Regions from separate parts of the Homo sapiens genome. Here region 1 is linked to region 2. The links are chromatin loops, found by intact Hi-C in ENCODE. Cell type or tissue: IMR-90. All regions are shown on one strand. Region 1 overlaps C6 (complement C6). Region 2 has its middle 39 kb from the start of C6.

Region 1 (2,500 bases), 90 kb before region 2:
ATGAGAGGGAAAGCCTGAAAATTTTACACTTCAAAGGGATTATTGCAGAATATAGTATTGCACCTGTTGAACCAGTAGGCAAAAGCCTTCTACCTGTGGACAGGTGTGATGTATATGGCACTTACCTTCCCTACAATTTTACTGTGAAGGAAGCATGGGAGGTGTTGCTTACTTGGTTATATATCATGTTATTTATTAAGTATTCTATGCATGCATCAAAGCACTGAGATAGGTGACCAAGAGTTAGGCAACTCTTTCCTGCTCTACTGAAACCTCATTAAATTTGATTCAAGCAGCAAAAAATTTAGAGAGGATAAGAGAAGCTTTCCATGTTCTTTTTTTCCAGGACAGTTTTGGCTTTTGTTGGAGTTAGATGAGAAAATGTGGAGTGGGAGAAAATGAAGAAATAAACTTGCCAGTAGGATGAATGGAAGAATTACAGTAACAAATAATAGGCTAATGATAAATCAGTGCTCATTTTATTAACATCATAAAACCTCAAAGAAATGACCTTCTAGTGCAATATGACTTGCAAGTACCCGGAGGGGCAGCTGGGTCTCATTTTTCTCCCATAACATGTAGAGCTCAACACATCTTCACGCTGCAGGCAAATGATTCTATTTTCATAATGATTGAAACCTTTTATCTTCATTTAAATGAAATGAACATAACAGCTTCTTTGGAGGCCTTTTAAAAATATGGATATGTTTGGGGGAAAACAGGTTCTAAATGGCATATGGCTGATACGTGGGTAAAGTATTCCATAAATAATAAATATCACCTTTTAATGTAATTACAACAAATACAAAACTGGTAAATTCAATCAATAGTAATAGAAATGGATCTAAAATCTCATTTATCTCACAGAGCTACAAATGAAGACTTAGGAGTGTTCATCAAATAAGGAGTTGCAAGAAGAACACAGAAACCAGATTTATTGTATACATGAAAAAATAAAAAGTACTACTCAAGGAAAGTTTGAGCATTTTTATTCACTAAGTTCCATTTCCTGGTGTTTCATGCATGCTAGGAATTCTAAATACTGTACTGTTGAATGCTTGTTTGAATAGCAAACGCATTAGACATGCAATTTAACATTTAAAAAAAGGTACATTGTGCATGAATACTAAAGAAAGGCATTTCTTTCATTGTCTGAGAAGAAAATGGAAAATAAATTGTGTGATGTGCAATTTGGGCTGCTAGAGAACTACTTTAGATCTCTTACCTGGAATAATTTTTACTCTTACCTCAAAGTCAATCACAGCAGGATTTTCCTTCACTGATTCTAACCACTCAGAAAATGTCTTCTCCTCCAGACCAGAGCTCCCTTTCTCCCATGCCAAAGCTGCTCCATATTCACTCCTTCCACCTCGAATCAGGGATATGGATTTCTCTGCTCCCTGTATAAATGAACCTGCAAGGTGTTTCAATAAAAATGCCCATTTAATTTTAGTGCAAATTCCTATTCTAAAACAAACAAACAAAAACCTATTTGTACAGAAGGGAGAAGTAGATGGTACAGTATGTAGCTCCATTAAGAAAGCTAAGTGAAAAAGCAAGAGAACACTCCTCCTCCCTGTAGGGAGTTTAATAATAGAAATAATAATAACAGTACTAACAGCTACCATTTATTAAGCATCTGGTAGATGCCAGGCACTTTACACACATCTTATATAATTCTCATGACAACCCTGAGAAGTAGGTATTATTATAAACATTGAAGCCGAAAGTAATTTGTCCTGGAACACATGGTTACTAAGAGACAGGACTAGGATGCAAATATAGCCCAGTCCTTGACTACTCTGCCCCTTACTCTTTAATGTCAACCGCCCTGCTTCTGATTTATGTTAGCATATGTTTTGGGTGCCCAGAATAAGATAAGTCACATGGCTTCTGATAGCCAGTCAATTGACTGTCATGGTGAAACTTCCAATTACAGGGAAAAAATGGTGGAATGATTTTATATTTAAAGACAGAGGTGAAAGCACAACTAACACAGAAAAAAACCCCCATCAGGTTAAGAGTTGGCACAATGTTTCTTTAGACACAATGACATTTACTGTTAAAGTATATAGCACAACTCTTTTATACAAATTGCCATAACAATTTCCACTAACCAAATGGTAACTCTAACTAACAGGGATAGAGACTGAGTAATAAGGAATTGCCATAAGAAATAGTAGCAAATAAAAAGAAGGCTAGTGATATGAGCGATAGTTAGTGGCATTAATTTGGTGTCTATCAGTAAGAATTAGCTATGATCCCACTATTTAGCAATTCTATAGTAAGATAGTCTAGAATGATTAGGAAATGGATGCAACTGTCTTCCTATGAAGAAAGTAGTATGGCTGCTTTTAGAGTCAAGTGCATAACACAACACAGGTATAAGGCGTAACAAAACAAAGGTATACAAGGAAAATTTTAGAGGTTTTTGTATTTATTTTTCATGGAAAAGTAGAAGCCAAATTAGAGTTTGCCAATATATCATGTACAGACTGAC
Region 2 (2,500 bases):
TTTATTATTTAGTAGGAAAGAGATGTCACCTTCCCAGAAATAATTTTAGTGTAATGTGAAAAGATTCTATGTTTAAAGCCTTTCAATATCTTAATTTGGTATAAAGAAAATAATTTGACACATTACTTTTTTTGTCAATCGTTTGATCAGATTATTTTCTCTACTTTATATCTGAAGACCTTGAAGCTCAGAGATGATTTATTACTGGCCACAAATCACCCATCTTGAGTGCGGAGAACTATAATAAAATTTAGAATCTCTGAGTTTTGAATTGAAACTCTAGGTCCATCTTACATATTATTCTCCTGCCTCTGGCATAAGTATTTTAGTTATTATGCATTGAATCAGGTTTACATGCAAGTTCTTAAATAAATTGACAACAGCTGATTCAGGCCAAAAGGAACTTATTTAAGAAAAGGTTGAGTAGTCCAAATAAACAACAAGCAGGCTGAAAAATCTGGATAGGGGCAGCCTGAAATTGTACCCCAAATCATCCCAGAACCATATATATATATATATTTTCTACCAAGTACCAGATGCAATAGGTTGGATCACTGGCACCACTGGCACTAGACATTGAATGCTATTGCTGTTATTAGTGTGGCAGGCATATTGTCCTTGAAAACTTGATCTTGTTGCCACCAACCCTGTAGTCATGACCAAAGGGAATTCTTCCTGATATCCTCCTCTTTGTGTCCCTTGCCCTAGAAGAAAAGTTTGGAACAGCTGAATCTTAGGTCAAGGACCTAGGTCTTCGAATTTTCAGCTTTATGCTTACACTAAGAAGTTTCTCCCAAGTTAAGAAAAGGGTTCTGATGCTAGAGAGCTAAAACAATGACAGACGCTAGGCAAATACAAAATATATTTTTGCAAATGCTCTTCTTGAAGCTGCAATGTAGGACAGACTAGGCTGCGTGTGCCTTCCTTTCATTCTGGGATACTAGGTAGTTCAGGGATTTTACTGTGCTGGAGTCTCTGCATCAAGGCTGGGTATATGGGAAATGCAAATTTTATCTGTGGTTAGAAACATGAAGCAAAAAGCAAGTAAAGTCTCTGCTAAGGGAAAAGATATGGTTGGGAAATAAAGGGGCTGTAAATGCATGAAACTCAAGGAGAGAGGCAAGAAGCTAAATCCATATCCTAAGTAAACCTTATGGCAAAAGATTTTATAGCGTGGCTATCTTTTCCAGATGCTTGGGCCACATGTGTGTACACAGATTTGTTAAGGTAATATGCAAATTCAGATACCTAAGACCATTTAAAGGTGGTTTGCAAATATTCTGTGATTCACTTTCAAACTTGGCCCTATTTTAACTAATATAAATAGACATTCCTAAAGCATTGGAAAGCATGAGCATTGTGTATTCAAAGAAATATGTTAACCTCATTTGGCTGGTAGAGATTCTGGAAACAAGATGTAAGCCAAAAATTAAATTCTTAGCCTTCCACCAGTCTGCATGGATGGCCCCCCTCCTTGGCCAAGAGGATCTCAAAGAAAAATTAGTTCAGGCCTTGTTGGGAGGGGAGGTCAGTTATGCCTCATTATACCCCTCCCTTTGGAGTTGAGGCAAAACTGACCAGCACTAACATTAAAATAGAGACCATAAGACCTACAAGACAGACTCTTTGTAGCAGTGAGATACCCAACTCCAACCTGATTCTGATATAGATAGCATCTAATGACAGATAGCAGGTCCTGAAGAAAAGAAAAATATTTTACCTCAAAATGTAATTCTTTGATGTATTTTGAAATGGCCCTGCAAAGCCATCTCTTTTGGGAGAATTTTACCTTCTGTAGAGAGTCTCCTTCCCTTTCCAGGTCTTTTCCTGATTCAGGGGAAATTTAAGAGTTTGATACCTTTTAAGTTCTGATAAGAGACATTTACCATCTATTCTTTCTGAAGCTTGCTACCTGGAGGCTTCATCTACATAACAAGAACCTTGGCTTCCACAGCTCCCCTTATCTTAACTTTTTCAACCAATTGCCAATCAGAAAATCTTTGACTCCACCGTTGGCATGTGAGTGGGCTGAACCAATATATACCTCACATTTATTGATTTATGTCTTTGCCTGTAACTTTTGTCTCCTTAAAATGTGTAAAACCAAGCTGTAACTCAACCACCTTGGGCACATGTTCTAAGGACTTCTTGAGGTTGTGTTCCAGGCCATGGTCTGTCATATTTGAGTCATATTTGGCTCAGAATAAACTTCTTCAAATATTTTTGAAGAGGGGAAGAAGGCATGGGCTTGAATTGAAATCTGATTATATGTTAAGAATGACATGTAATTGTTTTAAGCATTTGATTATGAAGTCCCTTGGTATACTTTTCTTCATTTATGTTATGCATGGGATTTTTCCTTTCTGGCTGGTAGGAATATAAACATCTCCAACCTTGTTTGAGCTCTGTGGTTTTCACCTGTAATCCAACCTCTTGGGTGGTTCTTTGCTGGGCCTCAGGTGGTTTCCTCATACCTGTGAGCTGACTGATACTCACCCAA

Evidence for each region. A loop is a pair of places that touch in the nucleus more often than their neighbours do. Peaks named below come from ENCODE experiments on the same cell type or tissue, not always from the same donor. Only the 100,000 strongest peaks of a DNase experiment are listed, where the experiment ranks them.
Region 1: a loop joins it to region 2, with 2.0 times the contacts of the local background. A loop is called at or near these places in 1 of 110 quality-filtered maps.

The regions. Positions count from the first base shown.
Region 1 is chr5:41,160,446-41,162,945 of GRCh38, forward strand. C6 (complement C6) reads right to left here. Exons shown (of 18, transcript NM_000065.5): 10 at 1,248-1,414. LOC105374739 (a long non-coding RNA gene) reads left to right here. Exons shown (of 6, transcript XR_001742650.2): 6 at 868-971. Among named protein-coding and RNA genes, the nearest start is that of C6, 52 kb to the right of the region's middle. In IMR-90, no CTCF peak of the experiment used is centred here; a DNase peak (open chromatin) is centred at 1,026; H3K27ac peaks cover 817 bases.
Region 2 is chr5:41,250,844-41,253,343 of GRCh38, forward strand. It overlaps a transcript of C6 not described here. Among named protein-coding and RNA genes, the nearest start is that of C6, 39 kb to the left of the region's middle. RefSeq lists an enhancer at 1,652-2,184. In IMR-90, no CTCF peak of the experiment used is centred here; a DNase peak (open chromatin) is centred at 1,368; H3K27ac peaks cover 452 bases.